Linked DNA regions of Mus musculus: region 2 is linked to region 1. The links are chromatin loops, found by intact Hi-C in ENCODE. Cell type or tissue: left cerebral cortex. All regions are shown on one strand.

Region 1 (8,000 bases):
TAAGGACACGTTCCTGGTCAAGTGGAAAGGACACTGTCCGAAGCTGGCTAAATCAGGAACTAAAGGAACACTTGAGAGAGTTATTTTACTGGCCTGTGCCACCACTTCCACATCTAGAAAATGAGAAAACAAACAGCGCGGAGCTGGCTAGCTGGTTCCTGCAGGTGATGGCAGGGAAGCTACAAGCTAACTGGGGGCAAGACGCTTGGCTTATTCCCTTGTCCCAGCAGGTCCTCAAGTCACTGGTGCAGGTTCCTCGTGTCAACAAGCAAGAGGCTTTCCTGCCACACAGTGTCTGGCAAGTGCAGTCTGTGAGGTCACACAGTGGACATCGAATCCTACCTTCCATTTGTCCCCATTGCACTTCAGCTTTGCCTTTGATATATTGAGGTCACTTTGGCTTCTATTCCTGTCTTCTTAGGACCTTAGAATTTATACCTTTCCAAATCTGTATTCTGTGAACATCATTTCCAAAGGAAGAAAGAAGAATGGGAAACAAAGGTTAACTAGGGTCACGAGTCCAGCTGTTTAAGGCAAAATTAAGTGTAGATTAGACACACTTATTCTAAGCCCCAATATGATGAACTACTTCAGCTATAAGCACAAAGCAGGGAGCAAATTCCATTTTTCTGATCAATTTTTCACTTCACATAGCTAGCACAGACTAGGCCAAGAGGCTAGGAAGACAAATGGGTAGCCACCACCAACAGCATTGTTCATGAAAAGGAAGAGGGGCTTTTCTCCCCCAGAAAGATCTCAGGGAGTTTTTTTTTTAACACTCCTGCCTTGCCAAGGTTTGTTTTGAGGTGGTTTTAAATCAGAGATATTTTAATCTGTTAAAAAACCTCATTTTTTTTATACCCTCTGATTCATTTTCTGCATCTTCCTCCGGCATCTGCTTCTCAGCCACCACCGGATCTCCCCCATAGCCTGCAGCTCATTAAACTACTGAAAAGTAAGATGTAAGCATCTCATTAATCACTACCATCGAGAGAATGAGTGTGCCTATCAATAAATACAGGAGGTGCAGGCGATATCCCTAAAGAATGGACTTGCCATGCCTGGGTGTTGGAAGCTTCCCCACCTGAGACCAATCTCAGTCTCAGAAGACAAGGAAACCCTGCTGATGGATTCTACTTTAATCCAAGGATCTGGGGAGGGACTTTCCTACTAGGCAAGGATTAGTTCTTGTTGCTGTTGTTTTAATCCTTCCTGTCTTGCAGTTTGGAAAACCAGTTACAAATTCACATCAAACTGTAAAATGCCTTAATCAGCAGTGCGGAGAGCATTTAAAATGCATGGATGAAGCTACACTTGGAAGTTGAGATATTAAGACAAAAACATTTGAAGTGAAGAAACTTTAGTGATATTGAAGTGGGCAGAACAGAATATTGGGGAAATGGATCCCTCCCCCTCCCCCAAGGGCCTGTTTCCAGTACAATACATACAGTTTACATGGACTATGGAGAAACCAGGGGGGAGTGGGAAAGGACTTCAATCATGCCATCTCACTTCAGGAACAAGCAGAGACCTCTGGGGCCTGGAATATCAGGCTCAACAAAGGGACTACAGATGTAATACAAGAGCCAACCTGGGCTCAACTCTCCCCCCTTTTCTTATTTGTATCCTAAGTAGGAGTTGCTTAATTTCCTGGGGTCTCAGGTTCTCCTCTTGAACATGGCACTGAACTTAACCTGGTTCTGCGGTCATAAGAAGAACTCACATACACAAAGCCCAGGCTACTGCTCTGCTACTACTGAAGAAGTCCCTGCTGGTACTAGGGTTACTGTCACTGCTGTCCTCATGGAACCTCATCTTAAGTCACTGTGGAAAAGGGGTCCCAACCAAGGCTTCCATGGTCTCCCAGTTTCAGGAAATAGCAAGATGTGGCTCTTTGCACTGCAGATCTCCAAGAGGAGGCAGAAGTGTGTCATCATTCCCAGACATGTTTTGGTTAGGATTGTTTGCAAGGAAGGAGTGTATTCTCCAAAACAGAGAGTGGCTTCCATGATCACTAGCATCTACCCGCAGGCTTGCTGTATCCTGGTGCTTATGAGCAATGCCCAGAAAGGTTGTTCAAAGGTTTGGGAGCCATAAAGGATAAAGACTAGAAGAGGGTAACAAAATATCGGACAGCCACTGAGTGGCGAAACCTAAGAACATCCCGGAAAAACCAGAGTTTGAGGTAGGAAGCTCATTCCGAGGGGATGAGGGGATGGGACAATCCCCTGGTGAATGTTCAGTTTTAAAGGAAAATGGCCCAGATAAGCCCGAGACTCATTAAATGAGACCTGGAAATAAGGTTGCCCCACATAGACTCATCTGAAGGCACATGAATGAATAAGGACATGAATGAAGACTTTGATGGCAAGGTTAGCCCCTCTTCTGTGAAACATGTCACTAACTTTCACCACAATTGCCATTGATTATTAGTATGGATAAAATTCAAAAAGAGCATCAGTAAAAACATCAGTCAGGTCCTTTCACTCCCAAGCTGAATACATCACATAATTACAGACTCTTTCAATTACTGTCTTCTTATTTGTTGATTTAACCTTAAGTGCCCCGTGGGAGGAAGTCAGTTACACACACGGGCGATACCACTGAACATAGGGCACATTTGGTGTTGTCGTGGACTATTGCAATGCTTTTTCAAAATACTCTGCTGCCCATGGTATTGAGTGAAAGAGGTTGTTGTAAGAGGCATGGCTAACTTTTTATGCAAATGAGATGCAAATGTATGCAACGGTATCTTTAATGCAGATGTAGCAGAAAGTATTAAGATATGCTGAGAACCTAATTAGGTCCTACATCAAAAACTATATATAAACTTGACTCCACTGTCTCAAGAACACAAATTGAGTCGAGAAATCCCAGTTTGCAGGCTTAAAAAAAAAAAGGCAGTACATATATATTTTAAATCGCGGTTGGCTCCTTTCTTCTCCCTTCTCTAGGATTGAGCACTTAAAAGGATGAGCTTGGACAGATACTGCAGCTCAGGGGAGCGGGCGGTGGGTGGGAAATGAACACGTTTCTTTCTAGCAAAAAACCAGGAAGCAAGAAAAGAAAATCAGCTACAAGTCCCCACCTCCCACCATGCCCCTCGCCCCCACCAAAAGAAAAAGCAAAACAAAGCTGTCTTGGGTTTTCTGACTTCATATTAAAAGTGACAACTTGCCAGAAAGCATATTTTTGCATTTATTTCCATTTCTAACCTTCCTGGAGACAAACATATGTCCCTTCTTTTTCTAACTGGTGTTACAGCAAAGCTTTACCAGGAGAGCCAGCTCCAGTCTGGCTCTGGAATAAGTGATCTGATGATGGGTTATGTTCACCTGAGGAGCAAAGGGCTCAAGGTAAATAAACAATCTAGACACTATGGAACCATGCTGTGCTCAGACATAGCTAATAGAAGAGGTTCCCTTTAAGAACTTGCAAGCACTGCTTCTCCAGAAAGCTGGTCAAACAATTCAAATACATGCCTTCACTATTTATTCAAAAATTCAAATAACTGCCTTCGCTATTTATTACCGTGGCCCCAAAAGAACTCTGTGTGGGATGATTTGTTAGCCCGTTATTTTCGTACTAAATACAACGGAGCAGGAAACTGATCAAGGAGACTCTAATCCAGGTGCTCACTAACTCAGGGGGGACCTTGACCTGGCATTCCTCAGTGAATTACAGGAGGTTTAAAGTCAGGAGTGTCAGGGGCTCACTTTGGTTCTAGCTGTGACCTACACCAGCTGAGACAGCTGAAGGGCGAGATTCAGGGTGGGCTCGTGTGGTGCTTTTCTTCTATTAGCATTCAGGATTGCTTTGGGAACCAGGGGAGGGGCACTTATGTAGGCTGGCAAATATTTCCACCACTCGTATACTCAGAGGTCTCTGTTTGGTGCTGGTACCACTTGTATTTATTGTTTTTCTGTCACGGTGTAATAAAACACCCTGAGCAAAGCAACTTACAGAAGCAAAGAGTTGGTTTCAGCTGAGGGCTCCAAAGGGTTAAGGGTCTGTCATGGCAGGGGCAGCGTGGCAGCAGGTATGCATGGTGGCAGAAGCAGGGCCCTGCCATCTCTAATCTTGAAGTACAGGTATGAATGAAGTGAAAAGACAGGACTAGGAATGGGCAAAGGCTTTTAATCTCAAACCCCACCCCAGTGATATAACTCCTCTACCACCCAAACCTTCCTAAACTAACTGGGGACCAAATGTTTAGATACCAGAGACTGTGAAGGATATTTGTCTTCCAAATCACCACGCTGCTGTTCTTCATGGTTTGGGAGACCAGGGTCTCATGTGGCACAGGCTATCCTCTCACTTGTTACATAGCTAAGGATGACCTTGAACTCCTGATCCCCCTGTCTCCGTCTTCCAAGTCCTGGGATTACAGATGGGTACTACCACATCCGGGGATGATTGCACGTATGTATATATCTGCATATAGGATATATGTAGACCCTGGGCTCACAGCCTAATTGGATGTGAGTATATTGTTCCATGGATAGTACACACGTACATGTTAGGATGCTGATCTCAGGGTAAACATACATGTATAACATGTAACATACATGCCTGCATGCAATGAACTTATCTCTACATACAGATACAACTACGAACAATTAATTGGTATTTATACACATGCGTTCACATCTGTGTGTACCAGAATACCCGCTAAGTGGACACGTATCTGAACTAATTAACCTGTGCTCTTTGCGAGCCTGAGTAACTGAAAAAGCCGTCAACAACCTCTGTGTCCAGGCTGAGGGGCTCAGCACAACGAGTTTATTGAGCTCTATTCCCCCTTGACTTTTCTTCCATCTTATCTAATACATGCTGTGAAAGGAAGCATCTTTTTTAGTTCTGCTAAGATCCCCAAATGCTCTTAACATCTCCAAAGCTCTCTAATACAAAAGGGCCCAGTGGCTGCGAGGCACAGAAACTGCAGTGGCTTCACAGCTCCCGGAACATGCCCGGTGGAATAGATTACACGCCGAGCCAGCCCAGTGCCTCTGAAATTGATATTGCCGGCATCACTCGCCCCAAGTTTCTAACAGTGTCATGATAACCCCATTTGTTCTCAGGCTTTGCTGCCCGGATTTTAAAGTGACAAAAATTTCCCCATGCCTGTCCTTCATCATGCCCTTCCTTTAAAGGGGGAAAAAAAGAGTCTTCCCTTGGGCAGCTTCTCCCTCTGTGCAGTAGTTCTTGGCGATGTTTGCCAGTCACTCATCAACTACAGAGCAAATTCTGTCTGCTAACTTATATAAGTCTGTACAATGATAAGAAACAAGACTAATGGGCTGGAAAGACGGCGCAATGGGTAAACTGTGTACTTTGGAAACACGAGGACCTACCTGAATCTGGATCCCCGACATCCACAGAAAAACTTACTGGGTGTGGAAATGGGTGGACCTCAGGGGCTTACAGGCCTGCCAGTATAGTTGAATACACAAGTTCTAGGCTCAGGGAGACCTGTCTCAAAACTAAGGTAGGGTATGATGGAGGAAGATGTATGATGTTGGTCTCTGGCCTCTAACTATACACACGTGAGTGAAAGCGCTACCACACATGCATGCTGCGTATGCACACATGCATACACCACATACATGTACACACACATATAAAAGAAATAGGATAGGACAGTTAGAGAAAAGTGGGAAACTCAGACTTAGCTCTAGATAGTTGAGTGCCAATGATAACTGGCAGAGATGCTACAGAGAGCGAAGGTTATTTTGTGCAGGACTGATTTTTCGAGTGCCCTTCTCAAAACAGGAGACATCAGGTCAATTTCAAATCCCTGGCGACACCATTTATAATGCAGTGCACTTGTTTCTTCTCTTTCCTGTTCTCCTGAGGACATCTCACCCTTTTGATAAGATTCCACACAGCAGTTTGATCACTTTTTCCCAGAGTTGTCAATCACTCTGTACCTTCATTCTTTCCCCATCATAGCTCACTCCTGATTCTTTTTCTGGTCCTCAAAGCACTTCTCTGACGCTGGCACCTAGTGTGGTCCATGTCTGACTTACAGTCTTCTGACCTTTCTTCTCTCTGTTTGTCTAGCACTGCCATTTGTCTTGCTCAACCACTGAAAGAAGGTGTAACTTCTCAGATGCCCCATGTTTGCACTCCAAAGAGCCACCGTGGAATACCACCAGAAGTCCTCTGGAATGTGTCTGTGATGCCAGCTTTGAATATTACGTTTTCCCTTCAAGTCCCCCAGAGTTTTAAAATACTGACATCTCTTACTTCTTTCACCCTCTTAGGCTCATACCTGAAGTCATTATGCAGGAGTCACCTATACATAGCTTTCACATCTGTCCCTTGCAGGTCACCCTGTCTCCAACCACTAAAGTTCAGGGCCTCCCAAATGAATCCCAGGATGAAAGAGCCTCCTTTGCAACAGCAGTAGCATTGTATCGTGGCAAACATGGCACAGCCTGGGATAGATGATCCAGGCCCTAAATTTATACCTCTGAAAAATGAACGAGGTGAGTTCTATTGATAATAATACTGCCTGTGTATGGTGACAGTCACCAAGCTCCGCCCCCACTAAAACTCAGAAGCACTTTAAGACTGCATTCAGAGCTGTTGAGACAAAATATTGACCAAAGGCCCTTCACATCTTGATTCAAAGCTTCATGCTACAGCAATTAGATTGTGGAGACTGCTCTAATCCATCACAGACCACAGAGCTGGAGGGCTTTTTTTCCCTAAAGAATAACTCAAACCACATTAGCCCCAAGCTAAGGAAGCTTCAAGGGCACCCCAGCTTGTTCTGAGGACATTTTAGACTCCCTCACCTATCTTTACAGCCTCCTGAGTAACAAACTCTTGCACTAATAAGGTCATTTTGTGCCTAGTAGTTTAATGAGGTTCACTGTAAAGATTAGAAACTTACCAGATACTGGTCTAAGCTTTAGGCATCTCAGATCTCTAGAGGTAGGTGGCTTCATTTGTTACCTGAGTGGCTATTAAAAAAACAAGGATCCCGAATCATAGTAGGTCATGTCTTGGTCTTCATCCCAAGAAAGGAGATCGGGTACTAGAGAAGTAGCATAATAGGTGAGATTACTTGTAACATAAGCACGTGGACCTGGGTTTAAATCCCCAGCACCCACAGGAAGAAAAAAATAGCCATACATAGTAACATACATGTCTATCACCCCAGGACAGTGTCAGGTGGAGACAGGGTCACTCTGTCTTTCTAGTTGCTATCCTAGCTCCAGGTTCAGTCAGAGAATCTGCCACACAATTGTCCTTTTGGTGAAAAGTGATAGAGCAGGACCTAGAAGCACAATTAATAAACACACCAGGGAAATACACTATGCTGGGCAAACCTGTAAATATGAACATGTTGCCTGTGGTTTGGCCTGCAGAAGGTGCCTGTGTGAGTCACATGACATAATACTAGTGGGATGGTACTATGAGGGGTGTGTGTGATGTATATAGGGATGTATACATCCCTTTGTATGTTCATTCACACGGTACTGTGTGCAGTGTAGGTAAACAACCTTGGAAGGGTAGCAATGTGCTAATCCTAGGCAGCCTTGAGAGATAGGCAGGGCTTGCTTAATTAGCATATGTGAGGAATCAGAAGAGCCCAGGTCTTCATTGTATCAGCCATATTCAAATATCAAATCAGTCCCTTGAGGTCTCTCTGTTCTGGGGCAGAGCACTTCACTTCAGTTACCCCATCTATCAGTATCATAACAATAGTCATCATCTTATGGGAGGGTTGGGACCACAAAGTGAGCCAGTGCATGAAAAATGTTTGACAGAGAGATAAAGCAAATTGGCGGCCCCCAGTGCATGCATAGCTGTTTAAGCATGCAGATTAATGAATGTGGGTGAAAATGTACATGTAGCCATAAAATTTGCGAAGATATTGTAGAAAGATACTTTTGCTCTGAGTGTCGCTGCCGGGGGCTCACCTAATGGTGTTGGCATCGTTTTCCTGCTTTCAGAGAGAGACCTCAGCTTTCCGTGCTACTTAGATC
Region 2 (8,000 bases), 120 kb after region 1:
TCATCAAAGTGTATCTGGGAGGAAAGCCCAGTGTGTTTGTTAAAGCCATAGCCTGGCTTTCTTCATGAGTAAGGTTGATTGTTGCAGGACTGGGTAGGCAGATCATTGGCTCAACTGTGAATTACTAAGAAAGTATCTCTGGACATCTTCCTTCCAGCATGAGACCTTACACTTAGCACCCACAGCGAACCAGTCCGGGTTCTAGAAGGATCAGACCTACTGTTAATCTGTAGAATGTACGCAGCTATGCAACCTGTCTTGAGCCGTTGCCTTTTGCTATGTAAGGAAGACCACGTAGGCTTAAGGAAGAACAGATACCACAGCGTTCAGGTAGGAAAGCGACCAGCATGCAGCATCATGATCTGTGCCTGGTCCCTCGTTAGCACATACAGTACCTCACAGGCTCTACCAGGCAGGAGCAAAATGATAGGCGCAGGGAGATCCCAAGGAACAAAAAGTCTCTTCGTTCTGTTCACCATCCAGCCATGGGTAAGCCACTGAGCGAAGATTCCGATCTTCGCCCTCTTAGGTAAGAACAATAGAAAGCCAACTGATGCTCCAAGTTTGGATTAAAGAATTCTAAGGTGACTGAACACACAGTGTCATTTTCAATTCTCAGACATGGTTTGGTTGTGCTTAGACCATCTAATGGCTCCCAAGCTAGGTTGGGATGTATGTGATGGCCACACCTGGGGACATTTCAGAGATGTATGGACTTTCAGCGGAGTAGGGACCTATTTCCATCAAGACTCCTTTCTCTCACTATCCAGTCTCTATGGCTTCTGTTCAAAAAACAAAACAAAACAAAACAAAACAAAACAAAACAAAACAAAACAAAACAAAACACTGTCCAGTCAACCACTGTCCTAAAAAAAATTCAATCAGCATACCATGGAAGGTGATTTGTGTCTCTAATAGTAAAGAATAATAATGAAAAAAATTGAATCATCTACTAAGAAGTACATATTAAAATCTCTTCTGGTTTTGAAAGTAGTTTTAAATATATATTCAACCAGATGTGGTGTGTTCTCGTGTTAAGACGTCTGTATGCAGCAGCTCAATGCTCACCTTGGCTTTTGAGAGTTCACATGAAAGCCAAGAGTCTAGTCTGGATTAATAAGCAGCTACTTAAAAAAAAACTCATACAATATATCCTGACTGCAGCTTCCCCTTCCTCCACTACTGCCAGCCCCTCCCATCTCTCCCAGCTCCCCCCACTTCCCCCTACCCCCCTCGTTCCCCTATCCCCCAGATCTACTGACCACCCACTCCCTGACACACCATCATCTCCTCCCAGAAAAAAAAATCAGGTCTCCCGGGGACATCAATCAAAATGGAACAGCAAGAAACAATAAAACAGGCCAAAGGCTCATATCAAGGCTGAAAAAGGATACTCAGTAGGAGAAAAGGGGTCCTAAAAGCAAGCAAAATAGTCAGAGATACCCTTACGTCCACTGTCAGGAATTCCCCTCCCAAAACACCAAGCCAGCAACCACAACACATGCAGAGGCCCTAGCACAGACCCATGCAGGCTCCATGATCCGACTTCAGTCTCTGTGAGCCCCCACGAGCCCTGCAGAGTTGATTCTGCCAACGAGCTACTTTTTAAAGATGGAGGCCTCCCTCTCAGAGAAACAGAGACCCAAAGAACAACAGAACCGGTGATCAGACTAAAATTTAATGAAGAAGCACCCCATTTTCTTACAAATTCCACAAATATATGTAGAGTGCATCAAACAGTGCTATGAGCCAACATCATTTTGATTAACTTTAATACCTAGTGATTAAAAAGATTAATTTCAAACACTACCTTGAGCTGGGGAAATGACTCTGGAGTTAAGAGTACTTCTGCTCATGTAAGAATCCAGAGTTCAGTTCTCAGCACGCACATCAGGTGGGCTCCAGGGGCTCTGATGCCCTCTTTTGGCTTTAGAAAGTAGACACATCCACAGACACATGGCCTACCCACACACAAATATACATACACATAAATAAAAATTATGATAAAATTGTATTTTTATAATTGATTTATACATTATAATTTGCCTTTTAAAATTAGTATAGTCATTTCTTTTTAATCTGGAATCAAGTAGCCCAAAAGCACCCAGGTCAGAGTCCCCAGTCCTCCCCACGGGCCAGAAGCACGTGTGGTGGGGACTTGCTGACCTAGCTCCACGGCACTGGACCTTTCCTTGCTGACCCCAGAGCGCCATGGTACTGGACCTTTCTTGTGTGTAGGCTGAGAATGCAAACGGAAGTCTTCAAAAAGCACAAAGTGTAAGCACCTGCCTCTTTTTTTTTATGCCGATAGTTATTTTTCTTCTTGATATTGTTTTGTTTTTACCAAATGTTCCTGTTAAATGTTTGCTTTAACAAAAAATGTTTTTACTGTTACCAGTTTCTATCATAACTCTGTAGAAATAGTATGATATTTTCCACTTACAGCAAGTGCAGACACAGCCTACTGATGAAGCCTATCTTGTTCCCCAAAGGGTGAGAATAATACCCAAGTGTGAGAGAGAGTTTTCTCATGCTTGGATGCTATTCTCAAAATTGCAATGTCAGAGACTTGTACTGCCTCCTTAAATCACACACACACACACACAGACACACACATACAGACAGACATACACATGGACATACATACAGACAGGCATACAGAGACACACATACATACAGACACACACAGACACGCTCATACAGTCAGACAGACAGACAGACAGACAGACAGACACACACACACACACAGATAGAGAGAGAGAGAGAGAGAGAGAGAGAGAGAGAGAGATCAGCAAATCGTAAAACCATGCAGCTAGACATTTAATTCCTAAAGCTTCTTTTAAAGAGACCAGGAAAGCAGAGATCAGGCCCATTGGAACAGTGGGGGACAGGTAAACTGAGGGACAGTAGAACAGGCAATGGGTACCTAGTGATAGTGGGGCTCAGACCAGACACATGATCTTACATTGAAACAGATAAAAGGACCACCCCTCAAAACAGAGCTAAACTGAACTTAGCATTTTAAAATTTGAAATGTATGCTTACACGCATGCCACGCTTGCTGAACAATCAATTTGCATTGCATTAAATTAACGTGGTAATGGATAGCTATAAAATCACACATTTCATACATTAAATTTAATGATGAAATAATAGGCAATAATAAGTTTCCCATTCCAATATAAATACCAATCAGTAAATGCACTCAAAAATAACAAATAACTTTAGGCATCCCATTTCTGGGGGGGTGACAGTCTTCAAGGAGAACCATATAAACTGGGACATCATTGTCCGAGATGACAAGTTATTAGCCTAGAAAGAGACATACACTGGGCTGGTAACCTGCAACATCGGCCTACTGCAGGCCTCTCTGGGCTTTATTTACATTGAGCAATTTGGGAAATTGAATACGAGATTATCTTTATTTTTGGCATGCTCTTCCTAAATCAACCACTTATGGTTGAGGGAAACTGCCACCACCCATGCTTGGAGTAGGATTAGAGCAAAGGTGGCCAGTTCTTGGTGAGCCAAGAAAGTGAGAAACATATGTATTTGGTATTTAAGATTCATTTGGGCTTTTAAATTCAACAACACGATTTATTTTTACTTGTTTTTCCCCCCTCTCTAATTATCTATGTGCATGAGACAGTTTTTTTTTTAAAAGCACTTTAAAAAGTGACTCACATAGACGTGGGATGGAGCGAGATGGTTCTTCGTGTGCTGAATGAGCTGTGAATAACGATTTTCAGAGGTTTTTAGACGCCACACATACAGAAACTCCACGGAGGCAGGTTGGCCAGCGTGAGCCCCCAGGGAAAGAAGACCATCCAGAAACGGCTCTGTGTGCCTTGCCTGCCGGTTTTAAGAGTGATCTCTGGAAATCCTTTGATGAGGTGTGTGAGTTTTAATACTTCAAGAAATCCAGGTCCCTTTGAACTGCCATTAGCAGGACACCTCCCAAGCACAGGAAAGTGTGATCATGGAGCACATACAGAGGGGCTTGCTCTGCATAGCCTTGGCTATGTTCCATGGCACCCTGGGGTCACCAAGATGCTACACAATGCTTTGGTTGGTAGAAGAATTCTACCCCCACACAATACACACATACAGAATAAATGTTTAGCTAATACTGGACTTCACAAAGTCCAGTAGGTCTAGGCTTTGTTGTTGTTGTTTAAGATTTATTGTTATTTTACGTATATGAGTACATTATCACTGTCTTCAAACACATCAGAAGAGGGCATTGGATTGGATCTCCATTACAGATGGTTGTGAGTCGCCATGTGGTTGCTAGGAATGGAACTCAGGACCTCTGGAAGAGCAGTCAGTGCTCTTGACCGATGAGACACCTCTCCAGACCCTAGGATTTCTTTTTAGGACTTACCTTTAATATGACAACAAGCACCAGGAAACCACAAGTGTCAGAGTGTATCAAAAAAAAAATCTAGAATTCAAACCCAAAAACTAAATAAATAAATTACAAGAAAAAAATTAAAGATGCCCTCCCCAGAAGCTTTGTTTGCCCTGAAATTCTTAGCTCCATCTCTCAAGTTTCCTTTTAAAATATAACAAAAGTGGCTGGAGAGATGGCTCAGCAGCTAAGAGCACTAGTTGCTCTTATACAGGACCTGAATGCAATTCCCAGCACCCACAATAGACAGCTCATAGTAACTCCAGTTTCTCCAGTACCAGGGGATCCAGTTCCCTATTCTGGCTTCTGATGACACTGGGTACGCATGTGGTGCTCAGACACACATCCAGGCCAAACACTCACATCCATAAAACATTCCAAATTTAAACCAGAGCTAAGAAACGAGGGCCGGGAAGGACGCTAACTTATCGGAGGCTCTTCCCACCCCAGAATGTTCTGCTGGGGGCTGGAGGCCACCACTTGGCACTTCTCAGACTTCTTTTGCACATTCTCAGTTGTTTTGCTATAAATGTAACCACCAGCAAGCACATACATTCACAGAACACTGACTGTACCATGCCAGACCAAGGCAAAGCTTTTTTCACTTTTTTTTTTATAATTTTTTTTTCTTTTTTAGTTTTTGGAATCATAAGGTAACTATACCACCTCTTCTATCCTCTCCTCCCTCCAACCTCTTCCATGTATGCACCTCCCTCAAGTTCACGCAGTTGCTTTTTATATATCATCTGTAACTCCAGCTCTAGGCCCTCCAAGGACACCAGGCGTATATGTAGTATATTGACATACACACAGATAAAACAGACATACACACAGATAAAACATGCATACACATGAGACAGTTTTGGGGAGAGAAAAAAGATCCCCCAAAGAGGTCAACTGTCTCACCATAGCAATGCGTTCCCCAATGCTCCCAAATGCAGAGCCCAAGGACGGGAGTTAGGCCTGGTTTTACTTGCATTACTCTTAGGCAGAAAGCTAATCACAGAATAGAACATCGTCAGCAACTCCAGTTACCTAGCTCTAGGCCTTTGGGCACAGATGTTTTTAAAGTAGGCTTAAGAACCATGCTGCTTGCTACTTAACACACAAATGTGTGATGTGGGCACATATAATTAATAACTTTCCCCTAGAATATTCAACTCATCCTTAAAGATCCAGTTAATGACACAACAGTAGACCTGGGTAGGTGGGGAAGTAAGAAGGCAGGAAAATGCTTTCCCTGTAAAAATGAGGAGTTCAAATCCCTAGAACCCATGTAAAGCCAGACACCATAGCCTGCTTCTGTAATCCCAACACATCTGTGGGGATCTGAAGTTCAAGGAGTTTAAGGCTAGCCTGAGCTACATGAGATCCAATCTCAAAAAGGAGAGGAGAGTGTGGGGTTTAGCTAGGGATAAAACGTGAACTTAGGTCTTCGCAAAGACCAGCCAATGCAGAAACGCGGAACAGCAAGTTCCCCCACTCTAGTACCCCAGGCTCAGCCCTCTGCAAACCCTGGCTGCAGCGTTGTAAACTGGGGGCAGGGCAAAGAAAGAAGAGACTGCTGTATATTCATATTTCGGGGATATTTTTAGTCTTGTGTTTTTGACGTGTGAGCTGCCAGCACAAAATACACCAAACACCTTCCTAACTCCCTCAAACCAAATAAATAAATGAAAAGAGAGGCTGCCGAAACCCTTGACAAGCGGCTTGTCAAGAAAAGCTGTTTTTCACACAAGAAACCTCTTTCAGAACCCTAAATCCCACCACATTCTGTTCTATTTGCAGCATCCTTATCGGTGAGCATCATAACAGGAAAGTGTAAATTGAACGCACCCCCACACCCCCAATAAAAAGAATCCATTTTATTTTTAAAGCCAAAATGTGATCAAGGAGTTTGCCTGCTTTCCAGAACACTGCGTTCATATTTGAGAGCAGTGGTTACTCGTATTACAAAAGGAGCACGCTATTGACTCTGGGCATTAATACTACCCACAATGGGTTAGTAGAAAAGGGTGACATTTTCTACCCATGTGAGGAGTAAATATTTTTAGTGACTGCTTGAGTGTGGATCCAAGCAAGAACTTAGAATTTGGAGGCAAAGATATACCAGAACGACCTAGGGCTGAGGCAATTTGAAGCCCATATACAAGTTATTATCCAATTGATTGTCCTGTTGTCAACTGCAACAGAATTACTGAGAATGGGCCAGAGAAACCCAGAGAGAGGAAGAAAATGTAAAAATCGGTGAAAGAATCGAATCCTTTCTCACTATCCTGCATAAGAAAGAAGCAGAGAGGAAGAGGATGTATTTTATTATTATTAATTTTTATTTTATGTATATGGATGTTCTACCTGGATATAAGGCTATGAGCTACATGCACTCAGCGCCTAGTCATAGATGGTTGTGAACCACCATATGGATGCTGCGAACTGAACCTTGGTGCAATGAAAGATCAGCCAGTGCTCCTAACCCCTGAGCCATCTCTCTAGTCCCCAAAAGATGTATTTTCAAAAAACAAAACAAACAAACAAACAAACAAACAAACACAAACAAGAAAGACTTTGGGGAAAAAAGCCAATGTTTCTAGAACTATAAGATTGCCAGGGCTGAATTAAAAGGTATCGTGGCTTGACTACATAAGGATCAGATTGACCGCCGGGCGGTGGTGGTGCACGCCTTTAATCCCAGCACTTGGTAGGCAGAGGCAGGCGGATTTCTGAGTTCAAGGCCAGCCTGGTCTACAGAATGAGTTCCAGGACAGCCAGGGCTACACAGAGAAACCCTGTCTTGAAAAACAAAACAAACAACAACAACAAAAAGGATCAGATTGACCCAGCCAATAGTGGTCAGAGTTAAGAAATACTGCTCCTCCAGGCACTCAAAATTCCTATGAGGCCACCTGGTAGATCACTACCCACTGCTTTGGGTGTCAAGCATCCTCAAGGGACCCTATGTACACAAGGAGCTACAGACAGGTAGCATCCCTTGGACTTTCATTGGGCCAACACTTCTTTGGCGATGAAGTGTGTCTTAATAAGGAGGTCTGGGTAAGGAAGGAGCATCCTACCACCTTCAGGGCTGAGTGACAAGGAAAACCAAGAGGCCAACGGCAGCAATGACTTCCAAGCCAAGGTGAAGAGGAGCAGGAAGTGGAGTAAGATAGCACTTAACTGTATTTTGTCACAGAAGCACTGTGTGAATAATGCAAGGTGCACACGTTTCACAGCCCACACTATGCAGACATGCATTTCATAGCCCACACTATATACATACGTGTTTCATGGTCCACATCATATAGACAATCTATACAGTTTTATGGGATTTGTGTGTGTGTGTGTGTGTGTGTGTGTGTGTTTGCTGTTGTTGCCACCTTAAATACTACCAAGTTTTTGCCTATGGCTCCCCAGAGCATTTCGGCTGAACCCCACGACTCTCTGCATTCTTTTAGCAGATACTTGCAGGGTTTCTTAGCAATTCTGACATCCCTCAACTGCTCCAGAATACAATTCTTGCCCCTTCTCTTCCCTTTGCAGCCCGAATATGACAGATTCAATTTTGACAGTTATTACCTATAACTCATTAAAT

The links. Peaks named below come from ENCODE experiments on the same cell type or tissue, not always from the same donor. Only the 100,000 strongest peaks of a DNase experiment are listed, where the experiment ranks them.
Region 2: it touches region 1 in a loop (5-fold over the local background); 2 of 42 quality-filtered maps call a loop at or near these places.

What each region holds. Positions count from the first base shown.
Region 1 is chr9:68,861,657-68,869,656 of GRCm38, reverse strand. The region is part of intron 1 of Rora (RAR-related orphan receptor alpha); the gene reads right to left. Gm31262 (a long non-coding RNA gene) reads right to left here. Exons shown (of 2, transcript XR_379583.4): 1 at 1-8,000. Among named protein-coding and RNA genes, the nearest start is that of Gm31262, 42 kb to the right of the region's middle. In left cerebral cortex, no CTCF peak of the experiment used is centred here; DNase peaks (open chromatin) are centred at 887 and 3,052; H3K27ac peaks cover 490 bases.
Region 2 is chr9:68,742,148-68,750,147 of GRCm38, reverse strand. All of the region lies in intron 1 of Rora (RAR-related orphan receptor alpha), which reads right to left. Among named protein-coding and RNA genes, the nearest start is that of 9530091C08Rik, 19 kb to the left of the region's middle. In left cerebral cortex, no CTCF peak of the experiment used is centred here; DNase peaks (open chromatin) are centred at 3,675 and 4,841; H3K27ac peaks cover 215 bases.